Regions from separate parts of the Homo sapiens genome. Here all the other regions are linked to region 3. A link is a contact called in ENCODE Hi-C or POLR2A ChIA-PET data. All regions are on one chromosome and are shown on one strand. Each heading gives the region's core, a stretch centred on a gene start or an enhancer-like site at or near the end of the contact. The rest is flanking DNA. Distances are from core to core; before and after follow the strand shown.

What was found. A loop is a pair of places that touch in the nucleus more often than their neighbours do. ChIA-PET counts read pairs that join two places held with the same protein, here RNA polymerase II (POLR2A). Pooled maps may share reads with other maps.
Region 1: a loop to region 3 is called in a map of CD4-positive, alpha-beta T cell, with 25 times the contacts of the local background. The contact joins the promoter of PBRM1 here to the promoter of TEX264 in region 3. A Hi-C loop is called at or near these places in 2 of 168 maps with a recorded cell type or tissue (CD4-positive, alpha-beta T cell and naive thymus-derived CD4-positive, alpha-beta T cell) and 9 of 50 pooled maps.
Region 2: a map of naive thymus-derived CD4-positive, alpha-beta T cell shows a loop between it and region 3 (12-fold over the local background). The contact joins the promoter of GNAI2 here to the promoter of TEX264 in region 3. A Hi-C loop is called at or near these places in 1 of 168 maps with a recorded cell type or tissue (naive thymus-derived CD4-positive, alpha-beta T cell) and 9 of 50 pooled maps. POLR2A ChIA-PET finds 5 or more read pairs at or near these places in 2 of 52 experiments (PC-9 and T-cell).
Region 4: a pooled map shows a loop between it and region 3 (5-fold over the local background). The contact joins the enhancer-like site here to the promoter of TEX264 in region 3. A Hi-C loop is called at or near these places in 8 of 50 pooled maps. POLR2A ChIA-PET finds 5 or more read pairs at or near these places in 2 of 52 experiments (HepG2 and naive thymus-derived CD8-positive, alpha-beta T cell).
Region 5: a loop to region 3 is called in a map of CD8-positive, alpha-beta T cell, with 5 times the contacts of the local background. The contact joins the promoter of CACNA2D2 here to the promoter of TEX264 in region 3. A Hi-C loop is called at or near these places in 1 of 168 maps with a recorded cell type or tissue (CD8-positive, alpha-beta T cell) and 5 of 50 pooled maps. POLR2A ChIA-PET finds 5 or more read pairs at or near these places in 1 of 52 experiments (WTC11).
Region 6: a loop to region 3 is called in a pooled map, with 10 times the contacts of the local background. The contact joins the promoter of SFMBT1 here to the promoter of TEX264 in region 3. A Hi-C loop is called at or near these places in 9 of 50 pooled maps. POLR2A ChIA-PET finds 5 or more read pairs at or near these places in 3 of 52 experiments (CD4-positive, alpha-beta memory T cell, PC-9 and WTC11).

The regions. Positions count from the first base shown.
Region 1 is chr3:52,684,392-52,687,249 of GRCh38, reverse strand. PBRM1 (polybromo 1) reads left to right here and starts at 1,337. Exons shown (of 32, transcript NM_001405607.1): 1 at 1,337-1,501. GNL3 (G protein nucleolar 3) reads right to left here and starts at 1,218. Exons shown (of 15, transcript NM_014366.5): 1 at 1,145-1,218; 2 at 423-481; 3 at 1-4. The coding sequence starts at 1,157. RefSeq lists enhancers at 991-1,060, 1,055-1,743 and silencers at 1,381-1,530, 1,601-1,750.
Region 2 is chr3:50,234,946-50,237,645 of GRCh38, reverse strand. It overlaps GNAI2 (G protein subunit alpha i2), which reads right to left and starts at 1,442. Exons shown (of 9, transcript NM_002070.4): 1 at 1,193-1,442. The coding sequence starts at 1,310. RefSeq lists a silencer at 1,235-1,694 and enhancers at 1,564-2,174, 2,175-2,700.
Region 3 is chr3:51,669,847-51,672,546 of GRCh38, reverse strand. TEX264 (testis expressed 264, ER-phagy receptor) reads right to left here and starts at 1,295. Exons shown (of 5, transcript NM_015926.6): 1 at 1,259-1,295. LOC124906237 (a long non-coding RNA gene) reads left to right here and starts at 1,442. Exons shown (of 2, transcript XR_007095907.1): 1 at 1,442-1,898. RefSeq lists a silencer at 1,130-1,559.
Region 4 is chr3:50,589,646-50,592,345 of GRCh38, reverse strand. HEMK1 (HemK methyltransferase 1, mitochondrial release factors N(5)-glutamine) reads right to left here. Exons shown (of 11, transcript NM_016173.5): 11 at 1-2,700. Among named protein-coding and RNA genes, the nearest start is that of CISH, 21 kb to the left of the region's middle. RefSeq lists enhancers at 1,409-1,518, 1,539-1,628, 1,699-1,758, 1,769-1,888. Within about 2 kb of position 1,330, at least 15 of the 41 ENCODE cell types and tissues checked have a DNase peak (open chromatin) inside an H3K27ac peak, as active enhancers do.
Region 5 is chr3:50,502,223-50,504,922 of GRCh38, reverse strand. It overlaps CACNA2D2 (calcium voltage-gated channel auxiliary subunit alpha2delta 2), which reads left to right and starts at 1,289. Exons shown (of 38, transcript NM_006030.4): 1 at 1,289-1,705. The coding sequence starts at 1,500. RefSeq lists enhancers at 161-669, 670-1,178.
Region 6 is chr3:53,044,778-53,047,528 of GRCh38, reverse strand. It overlaps SFMBT1 (Scm like with four mbt domains 1), which reads left to right and starts at 1,456. Exons shown (of 21, transcript NM_016329.4): 1 at 1,456-1,713. RefSeq lists enhancers at 139-638, 639-1,140 and silencers at 1,128-1,237, 1,288-1,607, 1,708-1,767, 2,128-2,417.

The sequences.
Region 1 (2,858 bases), core at 88-2,587, 1.0 Mb before region 3:
GAACCTATTAAAATAAAGAGATTTTGTCTGCTTACAAAAATATCTTTATACTTAAGCAGAATTCAAGTGAGAAACCAATCTGGCTGCAATTTAGTTATGCCTATAAAATGTCCTAGGAAAATGGAGCTTTAATTGGAATCTTACAAAGTAATGCATATGTAAGTATAAAACAGCAAGAAATTGTAACTAGAAGGCTCTCTATGCAGAGATTAACATGCTGAACAAATTTAGAGACTTATCACCAAATCACTGCACTTTCTCACAGCTGCACTCCTGATGCCTAAGAGCTTGTGCCCATGGTCAGTCTATCCAATGCCATTTCCCAAAACCAAATCACATTAACCCAGACTTTCCCGCAAAGGAACAGGGCAAAATCAGTTTAGCAATGTGTTTGGTACAGCTCTCTCAAGCACTACACTTACCTTTTTTTGGATTTTATACCGCTTATGGCAGGTCATGCGTTTACTTGCTTTCTTTAACTCTACAAAGAAACACATCACAAATCTGTTAACCCAAATGATTAGTTCTGGGTTAACGCACTATGGAGTTATATCCTTTTCTTGTGTTATTGGCTACCAAACCTAACGTTAAGTCTAATGCGAAATGCCTAATGCAAACATACGTGCTACTTTCAAATCCCAGAGAATTAAATTCAGTAGATCCAGAATGGAGTCAAAATTCCCTGCACTTACCCTCACAATATTAGAATGGGATCATACACAACAGCGTATGAGACACAAAACGACAACCACTTCGTGTCAAACAGCACGAATCATAAGGCAGGAGAGGAACACTGAGTCTGGGAGGCGATTCTCAGCTCTCACCTGGGCCAGTCTGCACGTGGCCACGGAAAGAAAATATTGGGCCTCAAACCTGGCTCAGACGCTGCTTCCTTACGAAAATCTAGCCTAGTCTTCCCCACCCTCTGCCCGGCTTCGTTCCGCAGAATGAGCCCGCGCGGTTAACATGATCGCCGTAGGGACTTCCAACTCTCGGTTCTACCAGGAAATAGGGCCAAGGCCTACGCGTAGGCTCCCACCCCCATACCAGCAGAGACAAAGCCGTAGCCGTAGAAGAGCGTCGTGGTGGCTGCAGCAACTTCCAGACGTGGGTCCCTCCACGCCCGCCTCCCGACCCCACTTACTAGGCCTTTTCATATTGGCTGTAGAAGGAAGCACAAACACATCAACCTGCCTCCGCTGGCGCCACGTGTGAACTGAAGCCACTGACGAGCGTCACGCACTTACGCTGCCGCCGTAAAGTGCGTCACCGCCTCTCTGCGTGCGCGGGCACGCAGTGTCGCGCGGAGCAGGGATCGCTTGGCGGCCGCGGGACTGGTTTTGCGGCGGCACCGGGAGGGGTAAGGGAGGTGAGGGCGGCGGGTGCCGAAGCGACGGCAGCGGCCGCGGCCGGAGGAGCAATAGCAGCAGCCGTGGCGGCCACGGGGCGGGGCGCGGCGGTCGGTGACCGCGGCCGGGGCTGCAGGCGGCGGAGCGGCTGGGTAAGGCCGGGCCCAGGGCGGGTGGGGCCGCTCCCCCTTGGTCAGCTGCCGGGCCTTTGTGTGGGCCCGGGCGGGCGGGAGCCGCGGCGGAAGCCCCGCCCCGGCCGTGGGGACGCGCGGGTCGGGCCGGGCGCGCGGGGTTGGGCGGGGCGCGGCGGCTGGCCTCCGGATGGGCCCAGTAGCCTTGTCGCACCTGCCGGCAGGGACAAAGGCGCACTACGGGTCGGAAACTCCCCGCGCTCCTCTTTCCCGCTCGTCGCGGGGCAGCTTCAAAGCTGTCAACGTTTCCCTCAGTCCCCAATACCAGTGACAGGTCGGGAAAGTCCTTCATTTCCTCCGTTGCTCAGGGCCTCTTTTTTTTGTTGTGGTTTCTTGACGGTTCGACACAAACTCTTAGTGATTTTCTTTCCGTATTTTTTCCGGGTATTTTAATCAATGGGACTTGTATTTATAGTAGAGGCCAGATATTTCAGCTTCTCAACACCACAAAGAATCCGGGATTTTGGGAACTGTGTATATTTCTTGGTTTGGGGAAGCACAGTTTTGTTATTATAATAAGTTTTAATTTAAAGGGGAAGAAAGAGTTGCAAAAATATAGAAAAAGCCCTGAAAAATAAGTACACGGTATAGTGGATATAGAAATTCTTACAATAATTATAGAAGCGTATGTTGGGGTGAATTGTTTTAATTAACTTACTTTCCAACACAGGATTCTTGACAAATAATTTTAGGTATTATTTTTTTCTCCATTTGGCTATGTGCTTTTCCCCAAAAAGTGCAAATTGGACTCATGCACATAAAAGAGTAGCATAATTTTTGCTTTATTACTTACAGGTCGCCCATATTTGATTTTGAGCTCCAAAATGGAAGATTGGAAAATATGTTTTGAAGAGGTGTTTCAAATTAAAACAATAAAGAGTTTATGTGTGGATGAATGGAAGGGCCTTGACCGCTTTCTTTGGCTTTGGGAATGTACAAAATACCTCAAATGTTAATATCCTACCAAAATTCCCAAGATAAGTAAATTGTGGTGTATCTATATGATAGATTACTATCAAGTCATCAAACATCATGAGGAAGAATGTTGACTTGGAAGAACCTTCACTAAAACACAGGCTGTAGAATAATATATGTGGTTTGTTAACATTTTGGTAAAAAATAATAGGTAACTAAGGCATAAATACCAAAAACCGAATGACAACGTTAAGAGTGGTTTTTTTCTTGGAAGTAGGTTTATAGGTGTTTTTTTTCCTTTGAGTCCTGTTTTCCAAGATTTTGTTTTAAACATGTATTGTATTGCTAAATATTACTAGAAATATAGGAGAGGGCTAAAGTTCATAAACGGTCGAAATACACT
Region 2 (2,700 bases), core at 193-2,692, 1.4 Mb after region 3:
ACCCTGGCCCACCCCCAGCTGGCCCCTCAACTCCTCATTCAGCTAGTCCACCATCCCCCTTCACAGGGTCCCAAGATCCAACAAGCCCCCCAACTCTCAGAGGCTACATCCCAGGCCTTGCAGCCCAGAAGGGGTGTGGGCAGCCCAGCACCTACTAGCAGATCTCCTGGGCTCACCCGCAGGGGCAGCAATATGTCGGCTGTCTCACCACTTCCACTTCCCCCCACTCCTCTAGCAGCCACCATCTTTTCTGGCCTTGGAGGCGGCCACAACCCTAACTCCTCCACTCTCTCTCCTACTTCCCAGACTGGCCTTCGAAACTGGAAAACATAGAGCCTCCTTGGGAAGCCTGAGGCCTGGCCCCCTCCCCCAGCGTGACCAGTGGAGCCTCAATCCAGCCCCGTGGGGGTTCTGCATAAGGCAGCCTAGGCCCTCTCCAACCCAGGGCTCCCGCCTCCTAGCCCAGCCCACTTGGTGCAGGAAGGGTGGAGGGATCTGGGGAAGGCCAGAGTGTAAGAGGACTTAGGGGAGGATCAGCAGAGGGTTTCGGGAGTGATGCCTGCAGAGAAGGATCTGGAGGGCAGGAAGCAGGGAGCAGGGCTCGCTGAAGGGGTTCCAGCTGGAGATGGGGCTCAAGAGCAGTTTCCCACTCGAGAGGTTCCTTGGGTCAGAGTGCACAGGTGGAGGATACAGATTCCAGACTAGGGATGGGGCACAGAAGGAGAAGGAGGGAGTGGGTGGGGGGCCTGGCAGGGGCCCCGCGGGATGCTCATGCCCAATAGGAATAAAAGGCGCAGGTGAGGAAAACAAGCGGAGCCTGAGGGTTGGGGAACAAGTGGCGGGCATCCTGGGGGTTTGGGCAAAGTGTAGGGAAGGATGGCGGGGCTCTGAAGTTCTGTGAAGCTAGTTAGCAAGGGGGGATGGCCAAGCAGGGCACTGGACCGCGGGTGTTGGGGCACTGTTGACTGGATTTGGAGGTCTGGGGTCTGGGATGAGACAGGGGTCTGGTCTAGAGTCTGGGCAGGATCAAAGGTCTAGTCCAATCTAGAGTTTTCAACCCTGGTCCTGGCCCAGGTGTGGGGTCCCAGACAGCCCGGGTCTGGGAGTTTGAAGCCCTAGTCTGGGAGGTCAAAGTCCTTGTCTGGGGATTCGAGCTGGGAATCAAGGATCCCAGTGCGGGACGCGGCCTCACCCAACAGCAGCAACTTCACCTCCCGCGCCGCCTTCTCTCCGTCCTCCCGCAGGTTCTTGTCGATCATCTTAGAGCGCTCGGCCGCCGCCTTGTCCTCGGCGCTCACGGTGCAGCCCATCCCGCCGTCCGCCGGCCCGGCCGCCGCCCGGCCCCCACACGGCCCACGGCCCGGCTCGGCCCCGCCCGACCCACTCCGCTCCCACCACCAGCCCTCTGCGGGAAGCACTCGGGTCGGCAGTTCCGAGCGACTGCGGGAGGCGCCTTCCCTACCGCCGCGCACCGACGGCGGGGCGGGCCGGGGGTGGGGCCTGGGCGAACCAAGCCTGTGACTGGGCCGGGGCGGGCTTGCAGGCGGGGCCAGAGGAGATTAGAGGCTGTTGATTGGCTCGAGGGCGGAGCGAAGGGGGAAGTTAGGCGCAGCCCAGGCTCGGGCCTGGGCTGCAGGCGGGGCCACGCGGAGAAAAGGCAATAGGGGTGGTTCCAAACCCCGGGACCCGGCACTGGGCGGGCTGCAGGCGGGACCGGGCTGTGATTGGGTGCGGAGCGCCGGGAGCTCTGTTGCTGGACAGCCGGGAGGGCGGATCTGTTAACCCGAGGGTGGGGATCCGGTGCCCTCGAGGGCAGAGCAGGAACCAGCCCTCTGAGCTTCTGCGAGTTGGGCGAGTTAGGTGGAGGAGGCGTGTCTTTGTCATTTGTTAAAGTTAATGAGTCCAGTAAACTTGTTTTGGGATCTACGAACTCGGGAGCCTTTCTGGACTGCGGTTTTCTCAGTCTTAAGGCGGGTTTACCGCCTTCTCCCTCTGGGTTGCAGCTAGTCGAAAAAGGAAAAAAAAAGGCCGGGCGCAGTGGCTCACGCCAGTAATCCCAGCACTTTAGGAGGCCGAGGCGGGCAGATCACTTGAGGTCAGGAGTTCTAGACCAGCCTGGCCAACATGGTGAAACCCCATCTCTACTAAAAATACAAAAATTACCCGGGCGTGGTCGTGGGCGCCTGTAATCCCACCTGCTCAGGAGGCTGAGGCGGGAGAACTGCTTCAACCCGGGTGGCGGAGGTTGCAGTGAGCCGAGATCGCGCCATTCATTGCACTCCAGCTTGGGCGACAGAGCAAGACTCCGTCTCAAAAAAAAAAAAAAAAATTGGTTTCCATCTTTACACCTTTGCCTAGGCTGTCTCCTTTAGCTGGGTGGCTTCTCATATCCATCCTTCCCCAATCTACCGGGAGGCATTCTTCGGCAGGCAGCCATCCTGGACTCCAATCTGGGACCAGGCAATCAGGACCCAAGGGAGAAAGGGAGAGAGGATGAGAGGGTGGAGAGGGAGGAAGAGAGGAGGGCGGGCAGGCAGGGTGAGGGGGTTGGGAGGGAAGAAAGAGGAAGAAGTTGCCACTGGACTTCTAGAAACAAAAGTGGCCATGATCTTATGACCTGTCTCTTCCATGGCCTGTCCACGTCTGGAGGTGGCCATGATCCCACATCCCACCCTCCTGTGGCCTGTCCCCACTGGGCAA
Region 3 (2,700 bases), core at 46-2,545:
AGGCCCCCACTTGCCTTGGGAATGACAAGCCCTCACCCTGATCTGCCATCTCAGCTGAACACTTCCTGTCTCCTCAAGGAAACTTAGTATCTACCTTTCTCTTCCTCTCACTTCCCAAACTGCTCAGAAAACGGCGGGGGGGAAGAAAACCCACCTGGGGGTCTCAGAGCCTTGGTCGGCACGTGGAGAGGTAACGTGAATTTCCCCTATATTCAAGAGAAAAGGAAGAAGGTCTGGGAGCTCACCTGAAATGCCAGGCTCACTTTTAGTAACTGCTGGCATCCAGTGCGGCAGGGGCCGAGCGCTCCAGTGCTGGGAGCTGAAAGAACAGTCACCCCTGCCCAGGAAATAACCACTGAGCCAACCATCATGCCCTGATTACCGTCCTCAGGGAAAGCCTACCGGTCCCTCTAAAGCACCCTCGTCCCATTCTCAAACCCCCTGTGGAAATCAGAAGCCAAACCTAGCTTTACAATGTCAGGTCTCTTCGCTAGAGCTCTGGTCACGCCCCTCTTCCTGGAGTACTCCAATCACACTTGGCGCCCAGAAACTGCCGCTGCCGCTGACCTTGGGCAGACTGCGCCCTCCCTCTAGCCTCGGCTCCCCCTCCGCTCAGAGGCCCGGGATGGACGCGTGCGGCCGGTGCCAGCGAGCCTCAGGGAAGGCTGCGCCCAGCCAGCTTCCTGGTGCCGCTCACGTGCGCGGCGGCGGAGGGCCGGGCCCTTAAACGGCCCCCGTCCTGGGCTAAACTTCGGTGCTAGCAGAGGGCGGAAGGACTATGGAGGGTGGGGGGCCGCCGCCTCCCACTTTCGGATTCCAGCCCCTGCTCACCCCGGGCCTTGCCTATTTACTCAGAGCCTTTCTCTTCGCCCACCTCCTCACGGAGCCCCACGCACGTCTGTAACTTAAAGGACGCTAAAGTTTGCAGCCCAGGCTGCGAGGCGCGGCCTTGGGGGACGGGGGCGGAGTTAAAACGCGACTCGCGCCTCTTTCCCTCACCTCCACGGCCCCGGGGCATGCCCTGCACCGGTGGCCGCGGAAGTGGGCTGCCCGGAAGAGTAGGGGCTGCCCCAAGGTCGCATCCAGGCCCTCGGACCTGGCCGAGGCCAGCTGTGGGCAAGACAAGATGCAAAGAGCGGCCCGGGCCGCGGGGGTCACGGAGGGGACACGGAGAGTCCTGAGGTCGCGCCAGGGCGGACAGGGGGAGTCCCAGACCTACGCCCCAGTGGGTATGCCTCTCCTCTGGCCCGGCCCTCACCTCAGCAGCCGCCCGCTGCGGACGCCGATCCGCGCAGGCGGCTCAGGGTTCGGTTACGGAGCCTGCGCGCGCCCGCCGCGCACGCTCGCTCCGCCCCCTCTCGCGGCGGGACATGGCCGTGGCCGTGGGCGCGTGCGCGCGGGACCCGGAGGGCGGAGGCCTGCCCCGCCCCGTCTCCATGGCAACGGGCGTGTGCCTAGCCCCAGCGCTGGCTGCGGCGGAACCCACGGCGTACCTTCCCGCCTCCAACAAACTATCCGGTTGCTGAGGTTGATTTAGCAACACCCCAGGGCATCTGGGTTGGCAGGAGCACCACAGTGACAGCCTGGCCCAGGCTCGGGTACGGGAGGCAGCCCAGTGGCCCGCAGTAGAGGGCCAGGCTGGGGACCAGGGAGCTGGGGCTGAGGAGAATTTGTACAGCCTAGGGAGGCGCAGCACAGCAGTATCAGCCTCTGGCATTTGTACCACCTTTAGTCCTGCCACTTTCTCTCACTGTGGCTTCGCAACAGACTTGGGAACCAAGAAAGGCATAGGTGAGGAAGCTGAAGCCCAGTCTGGGCTCGCGGAAGAAACTGGTGGATCCAACTTCTGCATAGCGCAAATATCTGCTTCCTGCCTCCACCCACCCATTCCCACTTCCGTGAGTATATTCATCCATCCAACACTTATTATTACTCCTTGCCAGGACAGTTCTAGGGGCTGGGGATAGAGTGAACAAAACCAAGGTTCTGCCCTCCTGGAGTTCACGTTCCATGGGAATGCCCTTCTTCCAGGCTCCTCCCTCAGTGCCCAGGTTGTGGCTGTGGGAGGCTGGTCTACCTTTGTGGTTTAGCGGTAACTTACGTGATTCCCACGTCAAGTGTAAGCTCCTTGATGATTGGTTCAATCTTCACCTCAAATTTCTGAGGACCTACAAACTACAAAGCACTCTTCTAGGGGCCCAAAGATAAAACGCTCCCCTCGTGAAAATCCCGGACTTTTGGTGGGAGGTGGGGAAGGTGACAACTATGCTCATAAGCTTGGCTACAAGACCGGCGAGGCCAAGAGCTACTTTGGTATCCTGACAAGGACTGATGTTTGGGAGGGGGATCCAGCAGATGGGAACACCACGAAGGTGGTGGTGGGAAAAGTCAGCAGTCACAGGGTGGTTCACCTTGTGGATCCCACTACTGCACCAGCAAAGAGCAGGCTGGGCACACAGAGACAGTCAAAATCCCAGCTTCCTTTCCCTCTGCTTCACATTCTTCCTTCCGCAGGCAGGGGAGTTTGAACCTTATCCACAGGGCCAAGCCTGTCCCAGCCCTCTAGGCAAACTGGCAGAACAGGCAGCTGGCCCCTCACAGGCACTCCGGGCTGGGCCAGTGCAGGTCGCAGCAGTTGTTTTACCTATGAACATCAAGCACATGGTCAAACCCTCAGCTTAGGTGCCCCAGGCAGGCGGG
Region 4 (2,700 bases), core at 81-2,580, 1.1 Mb after region 3:
GAGCCTGTGGTTAGTTCCCAGGCGGGTTTGCTGGGAGAATCACCAGCCTCCATTTCCCAGAGGTCAACGGAGTGTGGTTCTCAGGGGGTGCCAAGCTCCAAGCATGAAGCCAAAAAGGTCAGGGATGTGGATAAGGTCTGGTTCATTTCCCTCCCAGACCTGCCTCACCTTGCTGTGTGACACTGGGCAAGTCATGGGCCCTCTCTGAGCTTTGGCTCTCTTTTCTTTCTTTTTTTTTTTTTTCTGATGCGGAGTCTCACTCTGTCGTCCAGGCTGGAGTGCAGTGGTGCAATCTCCGCTCACGGCAAGCTCCGCCTCCCGGGTTCAGGCCATTCTCCTGCCTCAGCCTCCTGAGTAGCTGGGATTATAGGCACCCGCCACTACGCCCAGCTAATTTTTTTGTATTTTTAGTAGAGACAGGGTTTCACCGTGTTAGTCAGGATGGTCTCGATCTCCTGACCTCGTGATCCACCCGACTCAGCCTCCCAAAGTGCTAGGATTACAGGAGTGAGCCACCACGCCCAGCCCCATCTTTGGCCCTCTTTTCTATGACATGGGGCAGTGTTTGAGCTTACATGGGCTCTGCGCTCCCATGACTTGGAGGCAGTGGTTGGGCCTCTGAGGCAGAGTAACACCACACACACACAAACACACACACACACACACACACACACACACACACGTGCATGCATGCAACCCTGGCTTGGTTTCCAGAGCCTGGAGCTCCCCCATCCAAGGGAGGCCCTGCGTGGACACCTATGATTATGGACATGGACCCAGTTGGCCAGGTGCAGTGGCTCACGGGACCCGGTGCTCAAGGCCCACGCCCATGAACATACACGTACGTGTGGGTGCCTGTGCAAGGGTGTGTGAGTCTCTATGCTGTGTACATGTGATGTTGCTTGGCTTCCCCAGAGCCTAATGCCTCCCACGGCTCCCCACTGCTGACCAGAAAAATCGTAAGGACCCAGCTACTCATGAGGGGCCTGTCAGGAGGAGTCTATGTGCAAGTCCATGAGTTCTGCAAGGCCAGGGCCCCACCTGAACCATCCAACCTCCTGGGCCTGGCTTACAGTTGGTGCCTAATAAATGACTGTGCAGGAATGATGGGCCTGCAGGTAAGACAGGTGAGACAGGCCAGATGACAGCCTCAGTTACCCCTTCCCCAACTTTGGGAAGGTGGTCTCAGCCCTCAGCAATCCTAGGACCCCTCACGGAGGCTGTTGGCAGGAAAGGACTCGTCCCAGATGCTGTGTCCTCGCCTGACCTTGTATTCTGCCCCACCTAGTGGCCCTAAGGGAGGCTGAGGTACTGAGCTCTTGGCTGTGACTAAGCGGAAGGAAGACAGAAAGGAGGGGTGATACTGGGGCCCTAGGGTTTTGCTTCTCATTTCTCTCTTTCCAAAGCACAGTTAGTTCCCAGAAATGAAGGTACCCAGAAACAGTGAAACTCTGGGCTTTCAGGGGCACAGGGTCCCCCAGTCTTTCCACCCTTGGAGGCACCACCAAGGGCCTGGGTAAGTCCCTAGCCCATGTCTACTCATGGAGTACTTGGGGCAACCACACTGGAGCCTGGTGGGGCTCCCAAGGACCTTTCAGGAGCATGTGGCCCAGATTGATTTGCTGTGACAGATGCTGGGTGGGAGGTGCCGGGAGCCTCAGGCTATGGGGGCTGGAGCAGTTGGGGCAGACCTCCGGGAAGGGAATGGTCACGTGGGGCATCAAGTGCCCCAGATGCCCCACCCCACAGGAGTTCCTTTCGTCCATCCTTTCACTCTTCCTCTTTTTTTTTTTTGAAACAGTCTTGCTGTCGCCCACGCTAGAGGGTAGTGAGGTGATCTCAGCTCACTGCAACCTCCGCCTTCCGGGTTCAAGCGATTCTCCTGCCTCAGCCTCCCGAGTAGCTGGAATTACAGGCATGAGCCACCATGCCCAGCTAATTTTTGTATTTTTAGTAGAGACAGGGTTTCACCATGTTGGCCAGGCTGGTCTTGAACTCCTGAGCTCGGGTGATCTGCCTGCTTCAGCCTCCCAAAGTGCTGGGATTACAAGTGTGAGCCACCCTGCACGGCCCCTTTCTTTCTGGCTTCCTCCTCCCTTCTTCCTTTTCTTTCATTTTTAAAACATTTTTTTAAAATTATTATTTTTAAATTTTTTTTTTTGAGATGGAGTCTAGCTCTGTCGCCCAGGCTGGAGTGCAGTGGCATGATCTTGGCTCACTGCAATCTCTGCCTCCCGGGTTCAAGCAATTCTCCTGCTTCAGCCTCCCGAGTAGCTGGGATTACAGGTGTCCACCACCACACCCAGCTAATTTTTGTATTTTTAGTAGACGGGGTTTCACTGTGTTGGCCAGGCTGGTCTTGAACTCCTAACCTTGTGATCCTTGGCCTCCCAAAGTGCTGGGATTACAAACGTGAGCTACTGCGCCTGGCCTATTATTATTATTTTTGAGACAGAGTTTTGCTCTTGTTGCCTGGGTGGGAGTACAATGGCGTGATCTTGGCTCACTGCAACATCTGCCTCTCGGTTTCAAGCGATTCTCCTGCCTCAGCCTCTCAAGTAGCTGGGATTACAGGCGTGAGCCACCACACCCGGCTAATTTTTGTATTTTTAGTACAGACGGATTTTCACCATGTTGGCCAAGCTGGCCTCGAACTCCTGACCTCAGGTGATCTGCCTGCCTCAGCCTCCCAGAGTGCTG
Region 5 (2,700 bases), core at 40-2,539, 1.2 Mb after region 3:
CAGGACTAGGCAGCAAGGGAAGGCTGTCCTAGGCCCTATTTCCAGCCCCTACCCCTACCCTTTTCAGTCCAGGGGCTACTATTCCCTTTCAACTGCAAGCCCTCCTTGGGCTGACTTGTGAGTGGGTGATAGGAGAGCCACTGATACCATGAGGTGGGGCATCTGGACATTTCCGAACCATCCTGCCCAGCTGGTTACTATCCCTCATTCCTCGTGATAGGCCAGGTCTGTGGGCAGTTATTGCTGAGGGGGTCCTGCCCTGTGTCAAGTTGGTGGGGAGCATTCTCTCATCCTATCTGCACCAGAGGCAGAGCTGGGTTCCAGGGTAACTTCAGTAGAATCCTAGGGATGGTCTCCCCTCATTGTGAATGCTTCAGTTTACCAAGAGATTCTCCCCATTCTCACTTCATCCTGGAAATGGGAGTGGGCACCCACACAAGCATTCACAAGCGAGGACACTGAGGCTCTGAAAGGGCCACAAGCTGTGGAGTCAAGGTTGACACCAGCCCCAGTCTTCTGCCCACAGCAGGGAAGAGCCAGGGGCCTCCAGGACAGAAAGGACTGGGTTGTGCAGAGATGAGCTTCCTGGCTCTGGAAGAATCTAAACAGAGGCTGTGCAAACTCCGGGAACTGGGGCTTGGGACAGGCCTGCACACAGTGCCTGTTCAGCCCAGGGAAGCGAAGCGAGTGGCTGCAGAGGGCTGCATCCTGCCGTCCCCAGCCCCCCACAACCGTACAGCCGTGCCCAGGTTTCCGCTTAGGGAACCAGGAGGTCCAGGCCCTTTCTGCCAGCAGCCGGGCGTGCAAGCCCCCGACAGAGAGAAATCTTAAAGATAGCTAGAGCCACGGGGGCTGTAAGTTCAGCATGCCTCCTTTTCTGGTCTCCGCTGAAGCTGTCACTCCACCATTAAACCTGTGACTCTAGGCCTTAAGCCTGTTGAAGGTCGAGCCCCCAAAAGGGTCACATATGCTCCTGCCTTGGGCCGCGGGGCCCGGGACTCTTCCCGCGGGTGGGGTGGGGAGGAGCGGCAGGGTCTGAGGTGTGGGGGCGGGGGCGCACCCGGGGCGCTCGGGTAGCAGCTGGGGCGCAGGACGCCCGAGCCAGTAGGGCAGGATTCGGGCTGCGCGGGGACGAGAGGCGCGCGGGCACGGGTGGGCGCGTGGCCGCGGCGGGGGCGCGCGGGGGCGGGCCAGCCCGGGAAGAGAGAGGGAGGGAGGGAGAGAAGAGGGCGGTGCCGGCAGGTTGGCGGCGGCTGCTATTTGAGCGCAGGTCCCGGGCCGGGCGCTCAGAGCGCTTGGAGCCAGCGCTGCAGGGAGATAGCAGCGCGCAGCCCGCAGAGGCGCTGCGGCCCGTGCAGCCCCGGAGGCCCCTCGCGGAGAAGGCGGCGGCGGAGGAGAGGCCGAGTTACCGCCCGCCGCCCGCGCCCCCCCAACCCCGCCGCCGCCGCCGCCGCCGCCACTGCCCCCCCTCCCCGCGGCGCCGCATCTTGAATGGAAACATGGCGGTGCCGGCTCGGACCTGCGGCGCCTCTCGGCCCGGCCCAGCGCGGACTGCGCGCCCCTGGCCCGGCTGCGGCCCCCACCCTGGCCCCGGCACCCGGCGCCCGACGTCCGGGCCCCCGCGCCCGCTGTGGCTGCTGCTGCCGCTTCTACCGCTGCTCGCCGCCCCCGGCGCCTCTGCCTACAGCTTCCCCCAGCAGCACACGTAAGTGGCCTCGGCCGGCCGCGAGACCCCGGCCGAGCCTTGCGCCCCGCTCTGCCCCCGGTCCGCGCTACTCCTTCCCTGCGCTCCGCGCCAGGGCAGAGGCGCTGGGTCCGGCTGCCCGCTGCGCCCGGGGGCGACGGCCCCAAGCCCCGAAGGCTGGCAGCCGCGGTCCCGGCGCTCTGGCTGCGTCGCGAAACTTCCCCGCGGTGCCCCTGCTTCCCCCAAATCCCCCGAATGAGGCAAGGCAAGATCTTCAAGCCCCGGGAGGAGTTGGGGGGGGGCGGTCCGAGCTTGTCAGCTGATTCCCCTGCCGCTGACCCGGTGAGAGGGAAACCCGGGTTGGGTGAGAGGGGCGGCCAGCGACCCCTGTCCGGCGGAGTTGGAGCCGCGCATCTGCCCCACGTTCCCTCCCTGGTGGGAATCCGGCGCTTTACAGCCAGAGGTGAGGGACATCTCCACACCTGCCTTCAAGGGCCTTTTCCTTTAGTGGGGAGCTGTATGCTGATGATGCGAGCACCTTCTTGCTGTGGCCAGTGCCACAGAGGCAGTGTCCCCTGTTCTTGGCCCCCCTCCACCTGAGGAGAGAGTACCCTGGAGAGCCCAGTTGGGAGGTGAAGGCGTTGGGGTCCGGGCAGAAGGTGAATGGTGGGAAGGACCCCTGCCTGCGCCTGCTGCTGCTGCCAACAGAGTAATAGCTTCTCCTGGCTCTGCCAGCCTCCGCAGGTTTTTTGGTCCTTCTGAGCCTTCTCCTCCTCCCCAAGAGCCAGCAAACTCGGGCTGCCTCCTACGGGTGAGCTTAGCCAGATGTGTCTGGGGCTGGGAGTGGATGTTCAGTGCATGTGGCCTTTAGGACGTATCAGTTTCCTGACACTGTGCTTCAGCCCTATGTCAGTGCCCAGACCCCCTTTGGGGCACGGTGACCACCTTGCTTCTGTTATCTGTCTCCGGGTCTGAGGAGCCACCTGTCCCTGGACTCCTTCACCAGTGTCCTGGCC
Region 6 (2,751 bases), core at 207-2,706, 1.4 Mb before region 3:
CCCAGGTATTTGTCCCAAGTGCAGAATTCAAGGATACGTTAGCAAACAACCGTAAAGAACCAAAAACATTAGGGGGCTGAGTGAATAGTTAAGGACACCTGCACACCTTAAAAATGAATCGTGAACAAATAAAAATGGTAGTGAAAGTAGTAACAAAAAAAGTGTGGTTGCAACTATACACAGTATATATATGTTTCATGTCGTGAAAAGTTGCATTTCTTTGTAACAATATGGATTACTGTATTCTTTTTAGATTTTTCTTTCTCCGGTTGTCATATTGTTTTTTCAGTGGTGCTAAAAAAAATCTGGATTCAAATCCAGCCAGCAGCGTGACTTTGAGCAAGTTTGTGAAGTGGGATATTTCTCAGAGCGGTTGAGGGAGGTGGCTTGAGCTCGCACCTGGCACACGGTGAGAACCCCAGACTTTCTTCTTGCTGTGGGGGCGCCTCTGGGCCCTGTCCGATAACGCCTTTCACGGCCTGGGAGTCTGATCGGGAGCTCCCGGGTCTCGGTGGCGCGGGAACTCCCTTCTGGAGGGAACTTTCCGGAGCAGGTGGGCGGGTGTATGTCCCACGGGCACCTGCGCTCAGGAGGAGGGGGCGAGCTCGGGCAACGTAACCGCCCACGGTCACCTCGGGCTGCGGGGCCGACTTGAAGCCGCCTTCGAGGTTCTGATCCTTCCCGGGGCTCTGGGCTCGTTCGTCCCAATTCGCAGCTGTCCTGTGCCCCCTCGCTGCAGGAAGACTCAAGATTTACAGGGCGCCTCCTGCGGAAGCCTAGAGACATCGGGGGCGCCGAAGGGCCCGCGCCGGACTTCGCAGACAGGGGGCACTTGGGTGCCCTTTCAGGTCTCAGAGGGAGCGCCCGATCCCCGACGAGGGGCAGGCAAACGGGCGCAGTGCCCGCGGCGGCGGCACGCGCGCATCTGGGATCCGGCCGCTTCTCCGCTCATGCCATCTTGTCCGAGCCAGTCACGTGCGGGCGACAGCGGCGCGCTTCGCCGGGCCGGTACTCCAGGTCCGACCCGCGAACCCCTCTGGGATCCCCGCCGCTCTGTCTACAACCCGAGGTGAGGCGCAGGCTGGATCGGGGCTGGGCCAGGGCGGGCACTGGGTTCCCGGGGACGCGTCTCCTCTTCCGGGCCGTTCCGCTCGGGGCCACAGCGCCGTCGGGGGCCCGAGGCGCCGCCGCGTGTCCTGCGCCACGGCCTCGGGGCCGTCCGCGCCGAGTTGCTGGCTGGGGGCGTGGGTGGCCCGCGGCGCCGGACCCCCGGCACACCAGCCCGCGGAGTCCTTGCCTCCCGCGCGGCCCCAGCCAGGAGGGATGGCGCTGGGGCGGGAGCGGGGCAGCCGGGCCCGGGAGCTCCACGGGCGCGGCGCGAGGGGCGCAGGCTGCCTGGAGGACCGCGGAGCTGGGGGTGGGGGGGCGCGGGCGCATGCGCCCTGCGTCCGTGCCATATTGGAATGAGTCGGAGCGCGGAGCGCCGCCGCCGCCTCCGCCGGAGCGCGGGTGGAGGGGGGCGGGGAGAGCTGCCGGCCGCCCCGCTCCGCCGAACCCAGCAGGAAGGAGGGCGCGAGCGGGCGAGCGCGGGCAGCACGGGAGGAAAAAGCTTCCGCGCGGGGGAGCGAAAAGACGGAAAGAAAGAAAGAAAACGAGCGCGAGAGGGGGAAAAGCGAGCGATCGAGCGAGCGCGCGCGCGAAAACTCCGGGCAGGTAAAAAAGCGGGGCCACCGGCTGGGCCTTCCCGCGCGGCGGCCTGGAGGGGCGGCGGCGGCGCCGGGGCGGGGGACCGTACGGCGTCCCCTTCGAAGCGGCCGCGCAACTTTGCCAACGGGAAACCGCCGGGCGCCGGCGGGCGCGCGGGCTGAGGCGCCAACGGGCGGCGGCGGCGGCACGTTGGGGGCGGGGGCGGGGCGGGGGGAGCGCGGCGCCCGCGCGCGGCCCCGCGGTCCCGCGCGCCGGCCGGCCGGCTGCAGGGGCGCGCCTGGGCGCCTCGCCGCGGCGGAGAGCGGCGGCGGCCGTCAGCCCCTGGCAGGCAGCGCGGCGCGCGTCAGCCCGCGGGAGGCGTGAAAGGAAAGTGGCCGGGCGGCGGCAGTGGCGGGCGCCCAAGTTCCCCGGCGCGCCGGGCCCGCCGCGCGCCCCTCCCCGCGCGCGCCCCGCGCTCCGCCCGCCGAGCCCCCGCGGACCCGCCCCCCGGGCTCGCTCCGGGCGGGGCGCGAACCCGCAGCTGGGGCCGGGCGCGCGGCCGGTCGGAACTTCGGAGGGCCCGGGCGGTCGCTGCGCGGTGGCGGAGCGTCTAGTGGCCGCCGCAACCGGTGGCTCCGGGCCGCCGTTGTGAAGTGAGCGGGCCTCTCCCGCGCCGCGGCCCGCCGGGCACCGCCGCTGGACCCCGCGCCGACCCGGCAGCGCCCCGACCTGCCGCTCGGGAGGTCCGCGACCGTTTCGATTTCTGTTCCTAAAGTCCGATTTTGGACGCTGAAAAGGAGGCTGTGGAGGGGCGAGCGGCGTCCTGGGAAGCAAGGCCTGCTCTGTGCGGAGCAGAAACGCCTTGTGCGAACAGAAATAAATTCCCGCGGAAAGGATGTACGTTATGCTAAGTTTTTCACAAGATGTCAGCTGTTCCCGTAGGGTCTAAAACTAAGCCGGCAGGCACAGGTCACCCCCAGAGCTTGTGCTCAAGGAGTGGTGGACGCTTGGGTCAGGTGGGGGTGTTCCCAGCGGGTCGCCCGAAGCAGCACTGGTTGATGGTCC